Regions from separate parts of the Homo sapiens genome. Here all the other regions are linked to region 4. A link is a contact called in ENCODE Hi-C or POLR2A ChIA-PET data. All regions are on one chromosome and are shown on one strand. Each heading gives the region's core, a stretch centred on a gene start or an enhancer-like site at or near the end of the contact. The rest is flanking DNA. Distances are from core to core; before and after follow the strand shown.

Region 1 (2,982 bases), core at 256-2,755, 530 kb after region 4:
TCCTGTTGCCAGAACAAAATACCCCCAATTCCTTAATTTCCAGGTAAATTGTTAGAGATTATTTGCCATGGTCCTAGGTAAGTCCTTTTTCAGAATAGAAAAAGCAGAATTTTATTTACACAATTCACGGGTTCTCCTGTTGTCTGGGAAGGGGGAAAGGACAGGATAGGGATGGATGGGAGTCCAGAGATGGGCGCTTCCTCTCCCGGAGCCTCACCTTTCCGCAGTTCGCTATAATTCGCTTAGTTGGGCAGAAAGAATTCTCGATGCTCCCAAAGTCCTTCACCCTACAAATCCTTCCTCGAGGGAGTCTCTCTCTGCCTGACCCACAAGAGCAGCTGTCCAAGTGAAGCATGCCGCACCGCGCCGTTCAGTCCCCCTCGCGTCATGCACTCGGAAACCCAAAGACAGCCCGGGAAGGTAGTGCCCCACGGAGTCCCCTCACAGGGAGGCCTCGCCCTCCAGTTGCAGCAGGGTAATGTCGGGCATGTCGAGGGGCTCCACAAGTGGCCCGTCCCCCCCAAGGAGACCAGCACAGGGGCTTTCGGGGCGCTCACAGTGACTGGAGGGTGTGGCGGGGCTGGGCATCTCCTTCTCTTCTTCCTCTTCCTCCTCGTCCTCGGGATCGCGACCCAGCAAGCCGCTGTCCCCGATCCCAGGCGAAGGAGTCTCCGGCTCTTGGGGGTCGCTCTGGAAGCTCCCCTTGCCGCCGACCACGCCCAAGCCGCCCTGGCGGGGCGCAGTGGTCATAATCTGGCACATGGAGACGATGGCTCGCTGGTTGGCGCACACGTCGTCCGAGAGCACCTGGATGTGCGAGGCCTGCTCGTCCAGGGCCCCCCTCATGGCCCTCACGTCCTCAAACAGGGCTTGCAGCTGGGCTTTCAGGTGCTCCATCAGTTCCTTCATGCCGCCGTTGTACTCCCCGGAGATCACGTCCCCCACTGCCGGCACGGTGGACACCTCCAGGGGCGCCGGCATGTCGCCGCCGTCCTTGGTCATGATCTCCAGCAGACCGTCCTCCATTGAGTGGCAGAAGCGGGTGGCGGAGGCTCTGGGTCGCGTCCAGCCCGGCCTCCGGGGTGGGGGAGGGGGTGGAGGGGGAGAGGTCCCGGGAGGGGCTAGCGGGAGCCGAGGGAAGCGGAGGCTCCCGAGACTGGCGGGGAGCCGACGTGAGAGACGAGTCCTGGGCAGAGGGCGCAGGCAGGATCGCGGGAGGCCGAGAAGAGGCTGCGGGACGAGGACCCGGCGAGGGTCCCAGAGCCGGCGTCTCTTGGGATCGCCCCGGGACGAAAGTGCCCTGCCCTGCCTCGCCTCCCGGATCGCGCCCGTGTCAGCGCCGCCCTCTGGGCGCCACAAGCAGAGAGCGCCTGCCGGTTCCGTGGGTCACAGACGCGCTCGCGGAGGGGTCCGCGTCCAGGCTGAGGCCAGCGGCGCGTCGGACTCGGGACTCCCCCAGGCCATTACCGGGCAGCGCCCGCGAGTGTGGCAGCAGCAGCTGGGGTGGGTCTCCCGGGGGTGTCGCGGATGCTCCTCTGTTTCCAAGGCGACGCACGGCACGTAAATGACGTGTGTCTCCATGGTAACCAGGAAGTGGCGAAGAAAAAGGGAGGATGGCTGGAAGCTGCAGTGGGGCTCTGGAGTCTGGACTAGCGGGGTGGGGGGAGGAGAGGGGACGCTACAGTGGCTTCGGCCAAGGCTGGAAAGAGCGTGTGGTCGCAATGTTTAATAGGGAAGTATGAGAGAGCCGTCTGCTGCAGAAACCTCCAAGTCCGGGAGAGATCGTCCCTCCCCTAGCCGGGGTATGAGACCCAGCGAGACTGCCCTGGAAAGATTTTTCCAGCCCGCATTCCTTTCTCAGAGGATGGCGCTAAAGTCGAGTCCTGCCTCCCTGTCCTCCAGCGATGCGCAGGAAAGCGGAGAGGGTAGAGAGGCTGTTGCTAATGATCCCAGAGTTGAGCTGGGGCACGGTGGCGCTCTGGAGCCGGACCCACCGGGCCTGACGGTGCAGAGGCAGGAGGAGGGCGCTACGGAGGTTTCTGCAGTAAATCAGCCCTCTAGCTATAGAAATCACCGGAGCGGGGGAAGGATGGGACTCCCTCCTTTATGAGACCCTACCGCTCCTACGCAGGTCTCTGGGAGTTTGTCCCAGATGGGGAGGCCAAGTGCTTAAGTTTTGAGAATGAAAGCTCCATAAGGGGAGAGATTTTTGTCTCCCCTGCACCCTCCATCACGGAATCCCCAGCTCCTAAAATAGTGCCTGGCACCTAGTATGTAGATGCTTAATATAGTTATTGAATGAATAACAAAAACCACCAAGTCCCACGCTCTCATCCAGAACTCCCCAAGCCAAACGTAGTGGGTTTTAGGAGACCTGAATTCAGTTTCGTTTCTGCCACTTATTCATTCAGCGACCTTGGCCACATCATTTTCCTCATCTGTTAGGGAATTGGACTGGATAATCTATAATACTATTTCTAATTCTGAATAACAGTCTGCATCATCTCACAGGTGAAAAGGTAAACTGTTGACCGTTGTGTGGAGGGTATGGATGGGGGGACTGTGTGTTAGAGTAATTCCCGCTCTCTCTTTCAGTGCCCAAGTTCAGACATACACTGAGTATCCCCAACCTTTGTGACAAGCCCTTTCCCTATTTAAGGGGTGGAGCAGGAAGGGTGGAGGAAGAAGAAAAATTGTCTTTAATATACGTAGATGATTGCAGATTGAGAAGGAATCAGCACCTGGGCAGAGCACAATAATTAATAATGACCCTAGGAAATTAGGGAAGCCAAGTGATCGGAAGCCAAAAATGAAGTTCATAAGAATAAATCTGGGAAAGAGAAACAAACTATATCACTTCAAGATAGAGAAGAACTACGTAAAGGTGAGTGTTTTGTAGACTGGCGGTTCAGTGACAGCAAATGTGTTACCTTTGGGTTTCCCTGGTTATGTGCTTGGTGATGAAGAGTGAGGCTGGCCCAG
Region 2 (3,224 bases), core at 347-2,846, 810 kb after region 4:
GCTTTTCTTCCCACAAGAATCACCGCTAGCTTTCCCACGATGCTTTGGGCAAGGGGATCCTTCCTATTACTTTCATTACAGGTAGAGAATCCATCCATCAGACTGGCAGGACCTCTAAAGGGGCACTTCATCTGTTTCTCAGAATAAATGGTCCATTCCCAAGTTCAATCAAACGCTATGCCTCTCTTCTGTCTTTTGTTTAAGTCTTCCCAGAAAGTTGCCATGATACCTCCATAATGAACTGTTGCAGTGCTTAACAAACTTCACTGTTGGAAGGTTCTTCCTTCTATTTAATCTCAGTCTATTTCTTTTAACCCTATTATTGAGTTGTGAGGGGCTGGTTATGATGTAGTCCAGCATAGCTGTCTCAGAAATGGTTCAGAGACCATTGCACCAGCAGATTTGCTGGGCTCTAGCACTAGTCCTTCATTGATTAGCTGAGTCATGTTGGGCATATCACTTAAACTTTCTATGCCTCAATTTCCCACCCTTTCACCTTGTCCCTCTGAGCCATGGTTTCCTCCTCTGTAAGAGGCGAATAGCAATATCTTCCCTGGCTAAAGGAGGTCATCGACTGCTGGATGATTTTGTGAGCATTTCTATTCCAGAAGATTATGTTGTAATTACTATTTATTTATACATTCTCCCACTGCACAGTGAGTTCTAAGAAGAGGGAACCCCATCTTTTTCACCTGTCCTCTAGCAGATAGAGCGGTGCCTATCACACAGTCAAGGGAAGCAGAGAATAACTTTAAGCCAAAATTTCCTGTGGTGAGTTTTCCGCAGCCATCCACAATTCCAGGTCTCAGGAGGTAGTCTTTATCTTTTCCCCTCACGCCGATGCCACGGGGCGGGGGGGGAAGGCGGAACTCGGGACCAGGGACCAGGGAAGCTGAGACTCAGCTCCCTTGGGTGAGATTCGCGACAGGCCGGGAACGTGGTCAGCCGCGGTCGCTGCCAAGGTGATATCGGGTGGGAGCAATGACGCAACTCCGGTTTCCACTTCGGCCCCCCGGGATATTTTACCCTAATCTGTGGGATCAGGCTGAGCTTCCTGGCGTTCTGCAGCAGTAACAGGTTGGCGAGCGGAGCCCGGGATTTCCCATTCGTGCGGAGCTAGCCGCCGGTGCCAGTCGGCAGGCGCCCCCCAGCGTCCCGCGGACGACGAAGTCCTGGCCTGGTCAGCCCAGGTGGGGGTGACGCACCTGGCTCAGGCGTCCGCAGCAGGCTGGGTAGAACCACGGCAGGAAGGGTGGGGGGCTGCATCCCCGATTAACACAGGCTGAAGCGGGTATCCGCACCTATAATCATCGACAACTCTGTCCCACAGAGGGCAGAAGCGTGCCTTGCCCTATGGACGACGGTCGATGAAAATTTCACGAGTTAGAGTATCTAAGGCTACAGCGTGGCCTATAGGGTGGTTGATTCCAAGTCAAGATGGTTGCAGCGCCAACGGAGCTCCTGGCAAGAGAGGACTGGACCTGTGGGCGGGGCGGAGGGGCGGGGCGGGGCCGGGGCGGGGCCTGACCGAGAGGCGGGGCCAGGTGCTGGGCTGTCTCTGCTTGTCAAAAGGCGGCAGCGGAGCCGTGTGCGCCGGGAGCGCGGAACAGCTTGTCCACCCGCCGGCCGGACCAGGTGCGAACCCGGGAGCAGCGGGAAAGGGGGTCTCAGGATAGGGACTCGGGGTCGGGGCGTCTGGGATACCGGGGCCTGAGCGCCCGGCTGCGAGCATTAGAGTCTAAGTCTCAGCGGTAAACTTGGCTACTGAGGTCCGGGCTGTCGTGCCATGAGGCTGGGACACTAAGGGGCACTGAGGTTTGAGAAAGCTGAAGTTCGTGCCAGGCTGGCGAGGGGAGCAGCGACATCCTCGGCGCTTAGGAGAAATGCTCCGCTAACACAGTGCTTAGCACTTGGGCAACAAGAAGTATTTGTTTCCTTCTTCTGTCGGGGCGCCTTGGCATGGAGTGGAGGAATAAGAAAAGGAGCGATTGGCTGTCGATGGTGCTCAGAACTGCTGGAGTGGAGGGTGTGTAACCTTATTTATTGTCTTACAGGGCCCAGGTATGGTCACCTGTGATGGTGGAGTTGGGTCTTTTAAGTAATTTTTTTTTTTTTTTTTTTTTTTTTACTTTTCTTTGAACTACCAATGAGTTTAGACCTAATTGGCCCTATTTTTTTTCAGGACAGCCTGTCAATAGATGTTCAGAGGAACTCAGGGGCAAGCATTTAAATGAGGAAGGGGCTCAAGGAGTAGTTTCTGTTTGAAAAGTGAGGTGCCCTGGATCTGTGGGTGGTGGTGAGGAAGATTCAGAAGTATCTAGGAGGGAACAGCCTGTGGTCTCCAGGGCCAGTGTACAACTGCCCCTCCTTCTCTTCACCCAGGGACCAGAGTCTGAGACCTAGCCTGGGCTGGGGGAGCCTTAGGTCTCCAAGCCCAGACCCTTCTCACAGTTCCTCCTCCTTCTCCTCCTCCTCCTCCTCCTCCTCTTGTTCCTCCTCCTCCTCTATGCGTGCGGTGAGTGAGTCAGCCTCCTGTCTGGGCTCAGTTGCAGCCAAAGGGGCCAGAGCCCAGGCAAGCAGTTGGGCAGGCATTTTCTGAGCATTGCAGAAGCTCTCCTGGGCAGAGTTCAGCTCTGCTCCAGCTCCCTGCTGGAAGGTGGTCTTCCTCATGGGCAGGGGCTCAGATACCCAACACAGCAGTGCTTATGGAATGGCTATGAGATGATTCTAGCAGGAGGTGACCGTGAAGGGATAGTGGCTTTATGATAAATCTACATCTCATCTTTCTCCTGGGATAAGGAGGTGCATCCCAGCACTGCAGGCTTTTCCAGCCCTTCCTTCCATTTCTGCCTAGTGGTCTCATTAGCAGCCCATCTCTGCTAGTGAAGGGGGTGAGCAAAAGAAATTAGGAAAGTCTGGGGCCAGAGAAGTCATGGTGTTGGCAAAGAAGGCTTTAACTCAGGCTAGGGAGTGAGGGTGATTTGCTGAGGTAGAAATGGGTTATCTGAACATTGGAGCCTCAATTCTATGGACTAAGAGTGTTGTGTGTTGAGAGACCTGCCGTCCCTTCCCTGTCCAAGTGCTGGAGGGAACTGTGAGTCTTTCTGAAACAGTCTCAGGGCTGGCATGCAGCCAGACCAGAAGGTAGTAAGACTGCACATTTCTCCCTGGCTTTTGTTTTGGGTGCTAGAGATCGTTGAACAGAAGTAGCCCTCCCTGCAGAG
Region 3 (3,344 bases), core at 72-2,571, 560 kb after region 4:
AGGAGGGTGGATCACCTGAGGTCAGGAGTTTGAGACCAGCCTGGCCAACATGGTGAAACCCCATCTCTAATAAAAATACAAAAAAAAAATTAGCCAGGTGTGGTGGCAGGTGACTGTAGTCTCAGTTACTCAGGAGGCTGAGGCAGGAGAATCACTTGAACCCGGAAGGCTGAGGTTGCAGCCAGCCGAGATCACGCCATTGCACTCCAGCCTGGGTGAGAAGAGCGAAACTACATCTCAAAAATAAATAATGATGATGATAATAATAATAATAATAATAATAATAATAAAAACATTGCCAACATTTGCAACTTGGAAAAATTCACTTTTTAAAAAAAATCTGTATTTCAGCTTCTTTTGAAAAATGGACGATCTCACCATGGTGCAGTGGCAGGAAGTGGAGGGCATATTCCTACCTGGCAAAATTCCTTTGAGTCTGGAGCTCAAAGGAGGCCCACTCCTCAGACCAGGTCATGAACTTTCAGTTTACCATCCTCTTACTGATGTACATGATCTGTCTGGGCCTGCTTTAAATCTCTAATTGGTTAGATTTGGTTGCTTAGAACAAGCTCTGGGGAGTAGGTGTGGGGCACTCTGGTTAAACAGGCTACCGGGCAGACCACAACTCTTGCAGTCTGCCTAAATGGGCTGCTGCTTCACTCCTTCCATGCACCACCACCATGTGCTGCTGACTTCAAAATGTTTATGCTTTGCACAGAAAGTCTGTCACTCAGAGGTGTCATCATGTTTTTGTGCGGGAAGTTTCATTAACCCTAATAAGAGTTATAAAGGTCATTTATTCCTCTACATTTAGAATACTACACCTCTTGGGTGGTTGAGTTTGTCTTTGATATGGTTTACTTGAAGGAGGGTGGACATGTACAGGAGGGTTCTAAGGAGCATAGATTCGTTCCACCATTATGAATAATGCTGTAAGTATTTTTGTCAAAGACACTTCCTACTAAGAGTTTAGTCTCCTAAGCAACTGAACCATTGTGGATGGACCCCTGCTGGCCTGGTCCACGCAGGTGCAACCATATAGAATCGGCCCAACACTCAGGGTTCCTGAGCTTTTTTATCCCCGCTGCAGGACCAAGACCCGAACCCTGCGGCTGTGGCCGAGAACGCTGCACTGAGCCTGCGCGCAAAGCCTCTGAGTAAAAGGAGAAAGTAACCCCCTAACTAGGCCTCTGGAGGGCGAAAGCTGCTGCACAAGTCTGCGCAGGCGCGCCCCGCTGACGAACACTCATCAGTGCGCAGGCGCCCATCTTAGTTGGTCTTCTAGTCCGGTAAACAGAGGGCCTGCCCCCGACAGCTTCTGCTTCCGGGTCACGCCTTGACAGCGGCTTTCAACCCCCACCTCAGCCCAGCAATTCGGTGAGTGCGGTCCTTGGAGTGGGTCTACAGCCAGGTTTCCTAACCCAGGGTACCACGCCCAATAACGCTTCCTCTACTCCCTGGTCGAAGTGCTCTAGTTCTCGAGGCTGAGACTTATTTCCGGGCCTTAGAAGGCAGATCGAAGAGGGGGTTGGTCCGCGTCTGAGGCCCCCCAGCGCAAATTGCGTGATTCTCTTTCAGTACCGGACCTACCGGGATTGCTGCGATCTGTTTAGAGCCCGTGCAGAAAGTGACACCGCACGTCCTTGCGTTTCGTGCCCTTGCCCCCCGCCCCCTAGCCTCAGCGAGACAGCTGCCGCGGGCCCTCCCGCAGCAGGTGCGGTGGGGATTACGGGCGCTGCAGGCTCGGCCAAGGTTCTCCCGGGGCGGGAGGGGGCGGGGCCGAGGCCTCCCTCGCATCAGAGCTGTTGTGTCTTCTCTTTTCCAGTTTGCTTTTTTTTTTTTTTTTTTTCAGCTTCTCAGTAAGTGCCCTTTGGTGTTTTCTCTGGATCCCGTAGCAAAAGAAAACGAGGGAGACAGGGCTTTCAGCTCTAGCAGAGGAAAGGGCCTTCCAAGGGGATCAAACCTTACACGGGCTGCTGTCTAGTGAGATCGAATTTAGCTTTCCTTGACCATTCCTGAAGTGAATGCTGTCTGCCCTGAAGTTTCATTCCTTTACCGGGAGCTTCCAGGCAGCAGCAGACCACTGACCATACTCTCAGGAGTTCTTAGCCCAGAGCCCAAGAGCGCCCGGGAAATTAGTTCAGGATTTAGTTTCATCCGATTATCATGGCCCAGAAATGGTTAACAAAACGACTTTATTTATTTATTTTAATTTTTGAATTTTTTTGTAGAGACGATTGGGTTTTGGGGTCGTCTCGCCATGTTGCTCAGGCTGGTCTTGAACTTCCAGGTTCAAGAGTTCCTCCTGCCTTGGCCTCCCAAAGTGCTGGGATTACAGGCAACAGAACCACTTTGGTCCAAGCCTCCTGCTTTAGATGCTCTGTCTTCTGCTGCCATTCTTGGAATTACCAACTCAAATGCACTTGTCTTTTTTTTTCCTTGAAACAAAAAAATTATAAGATACAGATACTTGTCTCAGAGCAGTTTAGTGGCTACTGGAGAGATTAAAACACATGCCAAATCTAAACTATCTAGAAAATGTCATAGAGACATATAAACAAGTGTGTCAGCTTATCCGTGCATGATAACGGGAGAAAAATACCTAATTTGAATTATCGATACATATGAATATTTTTACTTGCATTCTTTTAATGGAATTTACATCTACTATAAATGGCTACTGATTCACAAAATAGAAACTATCAGAATTTATAGTATATAATATATAAAGGGATACACAATCACAAAAAGCAAAAATAGGCCGGGCATGGTGGCTCATGTCTGTAATCCCAGCACTCTGGGAGGCCAAAGCAGGTGGATGACCTGAGGTCAGGAGTTTGAGACCAGTTTGGCCAACATGGTGAAACCCTGTCTCTACTAAACATACAAAAATTAGCTGGGCGTGATGGTGCACACCTGTAAATCCCAGCTACTCAGGAGGCTGAGGAACGTGAATTGCTTGAGCCTGGGAGGCTGAGGTTGCAGTGAGCTGAGATCGCACCACTGCACTCCAGCCTAGATGACAGAGTGAGACTCCGCCTCAAAAAAAAAAAAATAAAGCAAAAGACTATATATACATATATATATATATATTTTTTTTTTTTTTGAGATGGAGTCTCACTCTGTCATCTAGGCTGGAGTGCAGTGGCGCGATCTCAGCTCACTGCAACCGCCACCTCCCAGGTTCAAGCGATTCTCCTGCCTCAGCCTCCCAAGTGGCTGGGACTACCAGGGGTGGTGCATGCCACCATGCCTGGCTAATTTTTTTGTATTTTCAGTAGAGACGGGGTTTCACCATGTTGGCCAGGCTAGTCTCGAACTGCTGACCTCAAGTGATCCGCCCA
Region 4 (3,335 bases), core at 537-3,036:
GACTATTTACTAGGGCCAGGGCTTTACTAGGTAAGTGCCATACAAAAATGAAGGCATTGCTCTTGCCTTCAATTTCAATACAATGTAACAAATATTATAACAATAAGGGCTACTGAATATTTTCTAAGTACTAGGTACTATTATAAATACTTTTTACTCATTAAATCTTTACTCCCTTTCACTATCTAAAACATAGGTATTATCACAGAAAAGAGGCATAGAGAAGTTAACTATCTTGCCCAGCACCAAACAGTTATCAGAGGCTGGAGCTGGGATGTATCTTTTTTTTTTTTTTTTTTTTTGAGAAGGAGTCTCGCAATGTTGCCCAGGCTGGAGTGCAGTGGCGCGATTTCGGCCCACTGCAACTTCTGCCTCCCGGGTTCAAATGATTCTCCTGCCTCAGCCTCCCGAGTAGCTGGGAGTACAGGCGTGCGCCACCACGCCTGGCTAATTTTTGTATTTTCAGTAGAGATGAGGTTTCACCATGTTGGCCAGGCTGGTCTCGAACTCCCGACTTCAGGTGATCCACCCGCCTTGGCCTCCCAAAGTGCTGGGATTATAGGCTTGAGCCACCGCGCCCGGCAAAGGAGCTGGGAAATATTTTGACAGAGGGCAAGAACTTGCTAATCTGTGCAAGTGAGGGGTAGTGGTGGAGGCTTTCCACACTCAAGGGGCAGTTTTAGTTCACCCATTCGCAAACGTACTTAAAAATTACCTCTTAGAGTTGTGCTGAATAAATGAAACAGTATATTTAAGTCAGTATTGTGCCTGGGACATGTAAGCTCTTAATTAATGTTATTAATTTCATTTTATTCCTTTAAGTTGGATCACTGGCGAACAACGTGAGAATGTTTTCATGCCTTTGGCTACACATTAAAGCGACCTCTCCAAATGGGTTGTCGCATTTTACATTGCTACCAACAATGTAACAGCCTTCTAGTTGCTTTATGCTCCGATATACGAAAGAGCCCCACCATTTGATTCTGTTTTTCAGTTTCTGACAGCCTCACCTACTTTCTCTTTCAAGTTCATCTGCCACATTTTTACTTATTTTATTTTTTTGAGACGGAGTCTCGCTTTCTCACCCAGGCTGGAGGCTGGGGTGCAGTGGCGTGATCTCGGCTCACTGCGATCTCCGCCTCCCGGGTTCAAGCGATTCTCCTGCCTCAGCTTCCCGAGTAGCTGGGACTACAGGCGCGCGACACCACGCCGGCTAATTTTGTATTTTTAGTAGAGACGGGGGTTTCACCATATTGGCCAGGCTGGTCTCGAACTCCTGACCTCGTGATCCGCCCGCTTCGGGCTCCCAAAGTGCTGGGATTACAGGCGTGAACCACCGCGCCCGGCCCATCTGCCCCATTTTACATCACCACTGCCGTCACAAACAAAGTTCTCGTAAGAACCGCCAAGCGGCGCGTGGGCGGCCGCCCCATCCCACTATAATTGCGGCCTCGCAGCCTGACCCGGGGCGCCAACGCTCAATCCGGTTCTCGCGGGAAGATACACGGTTTTTAAGAAAGAACTTCTAACCCCACTCCACCGCCCAACGGTCACGTGACGCGCCTGCGTCCTCGCCTCAAGGTTTTTTCTGGTCGCATATTGGCTGTTAACTCGGCTACGGGGTGTAGCGAGGTGCATTCCGGAAGTAGGTCCTTTGACTTTTGCTTCCTCTACGGAGGCAAGTAACAACCCGGCGGTCGACGCTTAGCGGAAGTTCGTCAAGTCGCAGTTGCCCCCGCACAGCGGATGTGGGTCGCCTCTTAGGTGACGCTGGGAAGTGCCTGCAGCCTTCGCCGCTGCCTTCTGGTTGAAGCACTATGGAGGGAGAGAGGAAGAACAACAACAAACGGTGGTATTTCACTCGAGAACAGCTGGAAAATAGCCCATCCCGTCGTTTTGGCGTGGACCCAGATAAAGAACTTTCTTATCGCCAGCAGGCGGCCAATCTGCTTCAGGACATGGGGCAGCGTCTTAACGTGTATCCTTGTGGCCTAGGCCTTCGGCCTTGGAGTTGGTCCCGCCATGCTCTGGCGTCCGGGTCTCAGGCTCTGTGGGGGGGACGAAAGTGGGGAAGAAGGTGGGCAGAAGCTGGATGTCTAGTTGGGAGAGCCCACGATGGGGCGGGCTGAAACTCAGTTAGCGCTAGGGAAGCGAGGCAGAGTTGATTTCCCGCTCGCTCACCCGTGCCGCCAGCCTTGCTGGGAATTCGTATCCTTCCCGGCTTTGTGTTTTAACCAGCCCTTCCAACTCTGTCTTCATTGTGTTCTGATCTGCTCTGGTGACGTTAAGATTCTCATTTTCCGCTGTGCCCTAGGGGTCTAGGTCTGGCAGAGGTTTCTCTGTTGACGGCTGCCTCCCAAACCTAGTGTGTAAATTTCGAGAAATTCAGTACCTGAAAGTGTTATAAAGGGTGGACTAGAATTAATGCCTCAGCCTTGGTCCAAAATCCATTCCTCATCTACTAGCTGTTTAAGTGACCTCTCAAATTTTTGGCCGTCTTGTCTATAAAATGGGATAATACCTCTTGTGTTTGATTCTGTGTCCAGCACAGTGCTTTGCATTCAGATGCTCAGTTAGTAGCTACTGTTTTATAGAATTTCAGAGGAAAGATGTTAGTTTACGTTTGTAGGGGATACCCACGAATCTAATGTTTTAAATAGTTTACAAAATACCGGGTCCTTAACTTACTTAGAGTGATGATATGTATTTCATTTTCAAAAATGAGGTAACGGCTGGATGCGGTGGCTCACGCCTGTAATCTCTGCACTTTGGGAGGCCGAGGCGGGTGGATCACCTGAGGTCAGGAGTTCGAGACCAGCCTGGCCAACATGATTAAACCCCTGTCTCTACTAAAAATACAAAAAATTACCCCGGCGTAGTGGCGGGCAGCTGTAATCCCAGCTAGTCAGGAGGCCGACGCAGGAAAATCGCTTGAACCCGGGAGGCGGAGGTTGCAGTTAGCCGAGATGGCGCCACTGCACTCCAGCTTGGGCAACAATAGTGAAACTCCGTCTCAGAAAAAAAAAATTAAAAAAAAAATGAGGTAACCTCTCCCACATATTTTTGTTTGTTAGGAAATACACTTATTTTATGGTGGAGAAAACTAGTATAGTTTTAAATTTCTTTCCACTCTGCGTGTGAAAATTTTCTTGGGTGCAGCTTCTATTTAAATGTGTGGCTGACAGTAATGTGTGTATCTTAAGGGTGTGTTCATCTCAAAATGGGTGTCTGTTTTATCGCCAGTTTGTTTCCTGCTGATGTCCAGGTTTGTTTCCTAAGCATCCTGTCAGTATGGAGTTAAATCTTTTTGTTCGAAATTCTATTTCAGTGCATCC
Region 5 (3,213 bases), core at 194-2,693, 610 kb after region 4:
GTATTTAGACTTCTTGTGAGAGAACCCATTCTCTGTCACTGGAGTATGATCAGGAGACAAGGGTACCTGTTCTCTGAGGAGTCCTGACTAACTGGCGAGACTGAATCACACACATGAAAAATTTCAGATGAAACTCGTCTTTATGCATGGCTGCCTCCTAGAAATAGAGACAGAGTTTAATCCAAACGAACAGAGCTGTGAAATAAGATGTCAGTGACTGACATGGACCAGCTACACTCATGACTACTTGGCCTTAGGACTTGACAATATAATATAAAAGTATCAGCACATGAGGCAATACAAATAATCTACTTTGATGTATTTGACAGGGGAGGAAACCCTGAACTCAGCAAGCTGCTGAGAGTATCAGAAAGGCTGGGGGCCTCCAGAAACTGCCCTTCTTTAAGTCTGAGCTCAGACTGTGCCTGTGGCTGTGATCTGGGTGTAAAGGACCTATTAAGGGGGCATTTCTCTAAGACTTCTACAGGGCCTGGGTCCAGAGGCCTGCCAAGCTGAGGTGCTTGACAAAAAGCCTGAATGAACAAACATATTTCTTCCCATTATGTTCTCTTAGAAAGTATGGCAGATTCCAGGTTAATCAATGTGTCCCAGGAACAACAAAGCCCTTCAAAGGTCACAGGTGATTCCTGGGTCCTTCTCTATCTCTACCCAGAAAAGCAGATCTCTAGTGGGCTCCCAAAAGCTTTCCTCACAGCTCTGCCTGTTTCAAATTCCTCCAGAGTTCTGGAAGGTTCTACATCTTGCCAGAGTCTAGCCTAATCCGTCCTCAAGTTGCTTGTTTGTTTGTTTGTTTGCTTGCTGAATGGTCAATCAAGTATGAGGTGGTGCAGAGTACAGGATTGCAAGTTAAGAAACTTGTTTCCTAGTCCTAGATGGGCCGTGCACTTAAAACCTTTGGGAAATCACTTCACTTCTCTGAACCTGGTAAGACTAAAGTATCTCCAATAACCTCTACAAGCACTAACGTTCTGTGATTCTCAATAAAACACGAGATAGCCTGAGATCGATTTAGATCTCAGGTCCCTATCTGTCGGGGGAAGCCACAGGTTTCCGCAGATTTAGGGCCACCGCGAAAAGCTGCCATGGAAACTGGAACGCAAGCAAGCAAAACTCGCCGGGCGGAACCAGAAGGCGGCGGGTAAGGGAGCAGAGGGAACAGAGAAAAGCATAGGACGAAGGGCTCACTAACAGTATTCCGAGTACGAGAAAGCGAAAAAGCCCAGACTGAAAAGGGTACTGAGAAATTACGACTAGTCTTAAATGCTCCCTTCGCTTCTCGGGCCTCGCCACACCGCGCAGGCGCCCCACTGGTCCTTAACTCTGTTCTTTGACCTCCTGCCCCAGCCCCCTCCTCTTCAGCCACCTAGCGACTCTTCCGGTGCTGTGAAGGCGGTTCCGGTTCGCGGCGGTTCCCGGGTTTTGCGTTCCGCGCCCGGCCGGAAACCCCTTCGCATGGCAGCCGGTTCCGGTTCGGTGAGTGGCGGCGGGAAGCTGGGGGAGGGGTGAGGATGGAGGGAGCCTGGTCCAGGAGACTGTGTCGGACCCGGTCAGCCGGCCCGGGCTGGACTGGGCGGAAGCGGGGAGCACTGTGGGGCCGGCGCCTTTTCCTCTGCCCCGCCCCCTGGGACCACCTCCCCTCCCCCCTGCTGTCCGGTGGCCGCGCTGTGGCCGCCGGTGGCCGTTAGGCTACCTGAGGCCGTTCCTTCTGGTCTCTCTCTCCTGGGCCGCGGAGAGACCGTCTCCCTGCCGTTACAGCAGGCCCCATCCCAGCGCCCAGCCGTACTTGGGGAAAGGCCGGTTGCGATTCCGGGGCTTTCCCGCCAGAGCTGGGTCTTCTCTGGGGAGAGCTGTTTTCACCGGGAAGCTCGGCTTTCTGTGGTACCGGCTTCATCTCCCGCCTTCCTTGAGACCCGAGTGATATTTCTTGACTACTTCTGCGTCTCACGTAAACATTTCTCCAACTCTCCTACTCTGTGGTATCTCCCTGAGATGTGATATCGCTAGTGCCACCATCAGAAAGAAACGTCTGGACCCTCCTGCTCAGGTTATGAAAATCCCCTTAACTGCCACAATTTGCTTACCTGGCTCATCGCCTCCTGGTAATTCCCTTGAACCGTCTCTTTCTTGGTGTACCCTAACGTGATCTCTGGATCTATGCCTCGTTTCTCTTTCCTTGAGCTTGGTGATTTCTGTTTATCGGTGCCTGTGCAGTATTTCCACTATCTTGTTAGCAGTAACTTGCTTCTTTATCACTTTCAAGTCAGCCTTGTTAAAGTCATTTTACTTCATATTTGGTACACTTATTATATTTGGAGTGGTGGTGATTCTTGTAATATTCATATAAAGCCTTTTATCTACTACCAACTATTTGACTGAGGGTCTTTGTTATAATTGGTTATTCTGGATGTATTAGATCTCATCATCTCCTAAATCTTTATTCTTCATAAAAATAATTTGTGTTAAGGACTCATGTTGAAATACAGATTACCCTGACTTTGAAATTACAGTTAAAGCGCAACTTTAAGCATCTCTATAAGCATGATCCCTTAACCTACTTCCAGTTTACACTCTACCACCCTTTATTTTTCCTCTCTAGTCCCTTTTAGGAAGGCTTATTCATTTTTAACTGACTTCAATTAATTATCCCAACTGCAAAGATGGTCTTCATGTCACTCATCTAATGAGTTGTCTAGAGGGAGTGGATGGGTACAAAAACAGGTTCTGCTACTTCTGGCTAAGGGAATGCAGTTGTTGACTTGCATTGCGGCTTTGGAACTCTTGTCCTTTTCTTCCCAACTTCTACATCTTCTATCAGTTGTACCAGCTCTACTGTCTTGCGGTACCTGTTTATGGATCTGGCTTTCCCTACTGGACAGTGAGCTGCTCAGTGGCAGGGACCCTTTCTTAATGCACGTAGTCGGTGCACAGTAAATGAATGTGTATGAAAGAATTTGAACACTTAGGGTTTACGGCGTTAGAGTGTTAAGGTATTTAAGGTGTTAGAGTGATTGGGAGAGATTACATGTAAAAATAGAAGGAAAGAACCTCAAACACATGACGATATAGTACAAACTATTGTACACATAATTGTTTTTCAGAACTTGGAAAAGGGTGATTTCACATGGTTGCTTTCACACCCTTCTTATATCATAAATTGTTCTAACCACATCTTGGTCCTGGATAAAGCTAACA
Region 6 (3,172 bases), core at 673-3,172, 940 kb after region 4:
AGGGAAGTCAGATGTCTTTTGGGGACATCTCCTCCCACTCCTAATAGATGAGGAAACTGTGGCCCAGGATAGGGTCAAACGGCCAGGTAGGGTTCACCTCCACTTGTACCAGGCCAGACTCAACACAACCAGCTGAGATCCCAGGCTGGCCCTCCCTGCTCATCCTTCTCTTGCCTTCGGTCTTCGCAATGCAATCATAGGGCTCTGACGCCGCCTTCCAGAGGGGAAAGCAACAGGGCCAATAGGAAACAAAAAAGTGGCAGGGAGAAGTGAACCTTGACAAACATGGAGGGTGGCGGGGTGCAGTGGGGAAAGGAACTAGGGCTCTGTAGATAACGCGCAGAGATGGGCCAGTTGTCCTCAGGATCCCACAGGTGGTGAGGCAGCTGGGCAGGCAGAGAACACCCTAGCCAGGGTGCCCATCCCCCCTTCTTGGTGACCCAGTGCTTTGTTGGCATTGTGTAGGGTGGGGCCCTGTATGCCCCTCTTCTAAGGCATTAACCCCACCTCATGCTGCGACTCTACCCAGGGATGGCACTCAGCACTCCCTGTGGCAGTGAGTAAATTAGTTATTTTTAGTTATTCCATTTAGGGTTCTTTTGGCCGAGGATTTTAGTAATGGAATATAATCATCATATGTAAAAGTATTATACGTATTTTCTTCCCAAAGTCCTTTCCCACACATATTATTTCATGTAGCTGTGTAATCCCGGGTAAGCAATTTATTTAACTTCAGGCCTCAGTTTCCTTATCTGTAAAATGGACATAATCGTAAGGCCTACTTCATGAGACTAATGTAAGGATTAAATGAAATAAGGGAAGCAGGTTGCTTAACATAGTGCCTGACACATAGAAAGCATTTTTTAAAATGTTAGAAAGTAGAGATAATATTTTTCATCTTCATACCAATTCTATGGCGCAGAGAGGTTAAACTGCGAGCCCAAATGTGCACAACAAGGAGCACTGGTCAGCCCAGAGCCCCCATCAGCGCACCGATGCTTCCCCTTCCCTCCCAGAAGCACAGAAAGGGCGGCTGGCCTGCAGGATTTGGCAGAGCTTGGCTGAGGAGCCACAGCAGACGGGTAGCAAAAAGGCACCAACATGGGTGGAAAGAGAATGTCCAGTTTCTATGAGATCCCTAACGCCGTCCTCCCTGTGGGTCTCAGCAGAGGGCTCTGCGGGGGAGCCCTCTGGAAGGAGGGAGATGGGCTTCCCCAGCCACCCCTAGCCCTCTTCCTTTCCCACTTCTTCCCTCTCTGCCCTCACCCAGCACCCAGGGAAGGGGCGCCTGGGGGGCAGGGGATCCCTCAGAACAACCGTGTGTGTGTGCGTGTGTGTGTGTGTGTGTGTTTGGGGATAGGAGGCGACCAGCGCCGCGGGCGCGCGGAGGGGACACTGTCGTGGGGCAACTGGGCGGAGGGCGACAGGCAGTGTGCCGTGACAGATAACCCGGGCGGCGCGGCAGGTCTGTGCAGCCGGCAGTGGCGGGCCGTCGGCACCCCCAGGTGGCGCCCGGGCGGGCATCGGGTCTCAGAGGCACCCAGGAATGCCCAGGAGCCCGGGCCCGCGTGGGGCCTGCCGCCGCCAACCGCTGTTTTCGAGTAAACACTCCACCCGCTCCGCGGGGAAGCGCCGCTCGCGGGGAGCGTCCTGGAGCAGCTGACGGCGCCCGCCCCGCAGCCGCGCACCCGCCCCGCGCCGCCCAGCGTCCCGGGGTACCTGCGAGCCCTCCCATGGCCGCGGTCCCCGGCTGTCGGTAGACCACCGTCCAGACGAGGAAGATGGAGAAGCCGGCCACGGAGCTGATGCCGGAGTAGGCGGCGCGGAGGCCGAGCTGCAGCCTGGACGGGGCCATGGGGCTGCGGCGCCGGGCGGGCCGAGGGCGAGCGCGGCCGAGAGTCACAGGTGCAGGGCCCGAAGCCGCCAGCCGGAGCCGCGGGAGCCGCCAGAGCAGCCGGCGCCCCGCGCTCCGCCCCCGGCCCGCCCCCAGCGCCGCCCGCACAGCGCCCTCCCCGGCCGGAGGCCGCCCGCGCCCGGAACCGCAGACGCCACCGCCGCTTTGCGAAGCTGCCGTGTCGTTTGGGGGAATGCTGCTAAAAAGGCGGATTCCTGGGCCCATCCCCAGACCCGCCGTGTCCGGATTGTTGGACCTTGGAAGGGACCGGAAATATGCCTTTATACGAGCGAACCGCGAGGATTAAAAATCTTTACCTCTGAGTACGATGCGTATTTTCGTTTAAAATTAAAATTAAAATTTCTTGTTAAAAATTAATAGGTAAAACTTAAGAAATATTAGAGTACGCTGTGAATAGAATTCCTTCCGCCCGTCCTTCTATCAACCAGGTTCCCTCCCACCATATCGCAGAGGATTTCTCCACACACTAAAGTCTGGGAACCCCTGCGACCATCACCTTCTGACTGCAAACATTCTATACATTCTATCCTCACGCACAGCTCCCCACAAATCCCTACTTTTTTTTTTTTAAACAGAGTCTCACTCTGTTGCCCGGGCAGGAGTACAGTGGCGCCATCATAGCTCCGCATCCTCCAACACCTGGATTCAAGCAATGCTCTCACCTCAGCCTTCCAAGCAGCCAGGACTACAGGTGTGTGCCACCACGCCTGGCTAGTATTTTTTGTTATTTATTTTTTGTAGAGATAGGGTCTCGCTATATTGCCCAGGCTGGTCCCCAACTCCTGGCCTCAAGCTGTCTTCCCACCTCGGCCTCCCAAAGCGCTGGAATTACAGGCTTGAGCCACTGCAACGGACCTCACCTTTCCTTTTATCAGCACAAGCCTTATCCTCCCAAACCCCTCACCCTGACCCTCGGGATCATACCATTGTAAGGAAGAGACAGATCTGTAGCAGGAGGGCACTGAGCTCCCACGTGAGCCCAGCTTCCGGCCGGGAGCTGGAGGGAAAATCCCAGCACAATAACAAGGGCTCTGCCACAGCACTAAGGATCCACATGGGGAGGCCCATCATATACCTGCACAAAACATAACCAATACCCCTTGCATTAGTTTTTTTTGTGTGTGTGCTGCCGTAACAAATTACCACAAATTTACTGATTTAAAATAACACAAACTTATTATTATTTTACAGTTCTGTAGGTCAGGAATCCAAATAATGGTCTCACTGGGCTAAAATCAAGGGGACATCAGGGTTGCC
Region 7 (3,415 bases), core at 1-2,500, 610 kb before region 4:
AAACTATAGACAGGTAACAGACTCAAGCCAAGGTATATACATGTTATAAAAGAAGTGCTGCAAAGTATTAGGAGAACACAGAGCAACTGATTGTGACATGGGGAACTGGAAAAGGCTTCAGAAGAAGTGATATTTATTATTTATTTATTTATTTATTTTTTAAAGAGATGGGATCTCCCTCTGTCATCCAGGCTGGTCTCCAACTCCTGGCCTCCAGTGATCCTCCTGCTTCAGCCTCCTGAGTAGCTGTGATTACAGGTACAAGCCATGGCACCTGGCGAGATGACATTTTGCTGGAGGAAAGGGAGATCTTCTAAGAGCAAAGAGCTTTCCAGGAGCTGGGACCAGGACTATCACAGTAAGTAGGAGACAGCAGGAGTGAGTGCAAAACCCCAAAACCCCACTTTTACCCTTCCTAGTCCCCTACTCAGCCATGGAGGCCGTGTTACCATGGCTCCAACAGGTACCTGTCTGGGCAGGGGGCCCAGGCCCCACATTTTGACCCCTAGGGCTAGGCCTGAGCTCTTCCAAGGGGTTCCGAGGCTGACTGATCCCCACCAATCTTTGTGATGTCTCTGCCTGGTGCCTGGCTTTCGGCCTGGGGCCTGCTGAATCAACGAGGGGGCGTTGAATATTGAGCGGTGGTTTCTGCACCCATCTCTAGGGGAGGGAGCGGGGACAAAAAGGTGAGGTTTAGTGTTGGGGTGCATTACTGGTGTGACTACTGTCTTCCCCCATTAGGCCCCTCTTACCCTTGGATCTTGGTTCTCCTGGTCCACGGCGCACGATGTAACAGTGGGGAAAGGCGTGCGTTTCTGAGAGCGTACCGGAATCTTGCTAGGGGTAGGAGATACACCCCGGAGGAGGGGATCCTTCGTGGCTTGCCGGGTGGTCATGATGGCTACAATTGAGACGGGGAAGAAGGCAGGCAGAATCTAAGATCAAAGATCAACCAGTTCTCGGGGCACCTGTCCTGCCATCCCTGATACCTCCGCCCTAATCCACGCGCCCACAAGCCCCCGGCGCCTGCAAGACCGCTCTTATGGGTGCTATCTCCAGACACCCCGAGCCTACTCTTTCGCCCTCGGGCCCCAAACTGCCCTCCTCCCTATGAACCCAGCAGCCTTCGTTCCCTTCAAGACCCCCGTGCCTTACCTTACCGAGGCCCCTCAGGGCCTACCCAGCTTCCTCCGCTTTTCTCCTGACCCTCTCGGGTGCTGCTGGAGCTACTTTCTCAGTTTGTAAAATACGCCAAGCTCTTGATTGGCCCGGTCGCGCTCCCGCGGAGGCCCGCGTAGCCAGACTCAGCCGTCCAATCCGCGGGCATCGCAGGAGGGGCCAAAAGAAGGACCAATTGTCGAACCGCTTTCTGGCGAGGAAAAAAACTGACTCGGATCAATCAGCCAATCCGAGAGTGGAGCGCCGCTGGGAGGCGGGGAAAGAGGAAGGATGGGGCCGTTCCGAGGCCGGGGAAGGCGTAGCCACGGGAGCTCTCGCGAGGCCTCAGGACCGGCTAGGGGCCGGCCATTGGCAGGACCGGGCGAGGTCGCGGTACTGAGGGTACAGTTGATCGTTCCGATTGCTGCCAACGGTGTTGAAGGCTGGCCCGAGCCCCCGACCCGGCTTGACCATAGCACGGCGCCAAGCTTTGGGGACGCCATTCCAGATGCCCATAGAAAATATCTGCGTCCGGGCGCGGTGGCAGGCGCCTGTAATCCCAACACTTTGGGACGCCGAGGCGGGAGGATCTCTTGAGCTGAGTTTGAGACCAGCCTGGGCAACATAGCGAGACCACTCCCACCCGTTTCTCTACAAAATAATAAAATAATAATAATAATCCCTGTGCAGTGGTGCGCGCTTGTAGTCCCAGCCGCTCTGGAGGCTGAGGCAGGAGGATCGTGTTGAGCCCAGGAGGTTGAGGCTGTAGTGAGCTGTGGTCGCGCCACTGCACTCCAGCCTGGGCAACAGAGACCCTGTCTTAAAAAAAATAAAGAGGGAAAGAGAGAACATCTGTACGTTGTCTCCGGGATAAGGAACTGCCTTCAAACGGGCGGAGAGGGCTGGAGGGAATCGAACTGAGCCTAACAATATGTGTGCTCCTTGGAGCCTCACAATCCAGTGAGGTGTCTGATGAGGTGTCTTTCATTTTACGGGTAGGTAACAAGACTCATTGTTTTTGAACTCAGTTACCACAGCACCAGAATTGAATGGCTACTCACAGCTGGGGATTTCCTTGCCTCCAGGTTGCCTTTTGCAGATCTAGAGGTCTGGGGAGAGGGGGCTCACCTGCTGGTTATTGGTGGGCAAGGCTGTGAGACTGAGAGATCCTAGAATATCCTGCTTAAGATGGAAGGGGTAACCCCTAACGGGGGACAGGAAATGAACAACACTTAACAGAACTCTGGTGGATTTTCCCCACCAATCACAGAAGTTATTCTTACACAAGCCAGAAACCGAGGAGTTACTCCTTAACTCCTCCCACTCCCTTTACATATCCCATCTCTCATTCACTCTCACTAGTTTTACTATTTATGCATTTTTGGGACAGGGTCTCACTCTGTCGCCCAGGCTGGAGTGCAGTGGTGCGATCTCAGCTCACCGCAGCCTCGGCCTCCTGAGGTGGGAACCTCAGCCTCTCAAGTAGCTGGGACTACAGGTGCCTGCCACCAGCTAATTTTTGTGTTTTTTTGTAGAGACAAGATCTGGCTACGTTGTCTAGCCTGGGGTTACAGGCGTCTTTCCCAGCACTTTGGATGGCCCAGGTGGATCGCTTGAGGCCAGGAGTTCCAGACCAGCCTAGACAGTGTAGCAAGATCCTGTTTCTATAAAAAAAAATTTAAAGATACGTAAGGTATCTTTACTAATTGTATGCATCTTTAAAATTCATCTACTTTCAGGCTGTGCGCGGTGGCTCACGCCTGTAATCCCAGCACTCTGGGAGGCCAAGGCAGGGGGATCACCTGAGGTTGGGAGTTCAAGACCAGGCTGACCAACATGGAGAAAACCGTCTCTACTAAAAACACAAAAATTAGCCGGACTTGGTGGCTCATGCCTGTAATCCCAGCTACTCAGGAGGCTGAGGCAGGAGAATCGCTTGAACCCAGGAGGCGGAGGTTGAGGTGAGCCGAGATCGCACCACTGCAACTCCAACCTGGGCAACAAGAGCGAAACTCCGTCTCAAAAAAAAACCAAACAAACAACAACAAAAAGATCATCTACTTTCGGCTGGGTTTATGACTGTAATCCCAGCACTTTGGGAGGCCGAGGTGGGCGGATCACCTGAGGTCAAGAGTTTGAGACCATCCTGACCAACATTGTGAAACCCCGTCTCTACTGAAAATACAAAAATTAGCTGGGCATGGTGGCTGATGCCTGTAATCCCAGCTACTTGGGAGGTTGAGGCAGGAAAATCACT

The links. A loop is a pair of places that touch in the nucleus more often than their neighbours do. ChIA-PET counts read pairs that join two places held with the same protein, here RNA polymerase II (POLR2A). Pooled maps may share reads with other maps.
Region 1: a pooled map shows a loop between it and region 4 (13-fold over the local background). The contact joins the promoter of CCDC184 here to the promoter of CCNT1 in region 4. A Hi-C loop is called at or near these places in 4 of 168 maps with a recorded cell type or tissue (CD8-positive, alpha-beta T cell, gastrocnemius medialis and naive thymus-derived CD4-positive, alpha-beta T cell), 9 of 37 single-sample maps with no recorded cell type and 17 of 50 pooled maps. POLR2A ChIA-PET finds 5 or more read pairs at or near these places in 2 of 52 experiments (activated B cell and naive thymus-derived CD4-positive, alpha-beta T cell).
Region 2: a map of ascending aorta shows a loop between it and region 4 (8-fold over the local background). The contact joins the promoter of VDR here to the promoter of CCNT1 in region 4. A Hi-C loop is called at or near these places in 1 of 168 maps with a recorded cell type or tissue (ascending aorta), 1 of 37 single-sample maps with no recorded cell type and 7 of 50 pooled maps. POLR2A ChIA-PET finds 5 or more read pairs at or near these places in 1 of 52 experiments (WTC11).
Region 3: a map of CD8-positive, alpha-beta T cell shows a loop between it and region 4 (12-fold over the local background). The contact joins the promoter of ASB8 here to the promoter of CCNT1 in region 4. A Hi-C loop is called at or near these places in 3 of 168 maps with a recorded cell type or tissue (CD8-positive, alpha-beta T cell and naive thymus-derived CD4-positive, alpha-beta T cell), 6 of 37 single-sample maps with no recorded cell type and 16 of 50 pooled maps. POLR2A ChIA-PET finds 5 or more read pairs at or near these places in 1 of 52 experiments (activated CD4-positive, alpha-beta T cell).
Region 5: a loop to region 4 is called in a map of B cell, with 26 times the contacts of the local background. The contact joins the promoter of SENP1 here to the promoter of CCNT1 in region 4. A Hi-C loop is called at or near these places in 3 of 168 maps with a recorded cell type or tissue (B cell and naive thymus-derived CD4-positive, alpha-beta T cell), 12 of 37 single-sample maps with no recorded cell type and 17 of 50 pooled maps. POLR2A ChIA-PET finds 5 or more read pairs at or near these places in 2 of 52 experiments (WTC11 and naive thymus-derived CD4-positive, alpha-beta T cell).
Region 6: a map of CD8-positive, alpha-beta T cell shows a loop between it and region 4 (7-fold over the local background). The contact joins the promoter of SLC48A1 here to the promoter of CCNT1 in region 4. A Hi-C loop is called at or near these places in 1 of 168 maps with a recorded cell type or tissue (CD8-positive, alpha-beta T cell) and 1 of 50 pooled maps. POLR2A ChIA-PET finds 5 or more read pairs at or near these places in 1 of 52 experiments (BJ).
Region 7: a loop to region 4 is called in a pooled map, with 14 times the contacts of the local background. The contact joins the promoter of TROAP here to the promoter of CCNT1 in region 4. A Hi-C loop is called at or near these places in 9 of 50 pooled maps. POLR2A ChIA-PET finds 5 or more read pairs at or near these places in 2 of 52 experiments (Panc1 and activated CD4-positive, alpha-beta T cell).

The regions. Positions count from the first base shown.
Region 1 is chr12:48,182,167-48,185,148 of GRCh38, reverse strand. CCDC184 (coiled-coil domain containing 184) reads right to left here and starts at 1,505. Exons shown (of 1, transcript NM_001013635.4): 1 at 1-1,505. The coding sequence starts at 1,026. The coding sequence ends at 442.
Region 2 is chr12:47,903,366-47,906,589 of GRCh38, reverse strand. It overlaps VDR (vitamin D receptor), which reads left to right and starts at 1,596. Exons shown (of 10, transcript NM_000376.3): 1 at 1,596-1,635. RefSeq lists a silencer at 1,474-1,603 and an enhancer at 2,987-3,186.
Region 3 is chr12:48,155,492-48,158,835 of GRCh38, reverse strand. It overlaps ASB8 (ankyrin repeat and SOCS box containing 8), which reads left to right and starts at 1,321. Exons shown (of 4, transcript NM_024095.5): 1 at 1,321-1,377. RefSeq lists enhancers at 1,141-1,360, 1,391-1,440, 1,461-1,510, 1,015-1,537.
Region 4 is chr12:48,715,158-48,718,492 of GRCh38, reverse strand. CCNT1 (cyclin T1) reads left to right here and starts at 1,786. Exons shown (of 9, transcript NM_001240.4): 1 at 1,786-1,978. The coding sequence starts at 1,818. RefSeq lists enhancers at 1,032-1,271, 671-1,671, 1,742-2,021.
Region 5 is chr12:48,104,309-48,107,521 of GRCh38, reverse strand. SENP1 (SUMO specific peptidase 1) reads left to right here and starts at 1,443. Exons shown (of 18, transcript NM_001267594.2): 1 at 1,443-1,494. It also overlaps a transcript of PFKM not described here. RefSeq lists enhancers at 697-1,570, 1,856-2,065, 1,571-2,446 and a silencer at 1,576-1,715.
Region 6 is chr12:47,771,988-47,775,159 of GRCh38, reverse strand. It overlaps SLC48A1 (solute carrier family 48 member 1), which reads right to left and starts at 1,922. Exons shown (of 3, transcript NM_017842.3): 1 at 1,720-1,922. The coding sequence starts at 1,855. RefSeq lists enhancers at 690-1,194, 1,195-1,701 and a silencer at 1,447-2,056.
Region 7 is chr12:49,321,090-49,324,504 of GRCh38, reverse strand. It overlaps TROAP (trophinin associated protein), which reads right to left and starts at 1,250. Exons shown (of 15, transcript NM_005480.4): 1 at 1,156-1,250; 2 at 753-901; 3 at 468-660. The coding sequence starts at 896. TROAP-AS1 (TROAP and PRPH antisense RNA 1) reads left to right here. Exons shown (of 8, transcript NR_120449.1): 1 at 1-13; 2 at 166-358. RefSeq lists enhancers at 1,027-1,176, 2,318-2,537.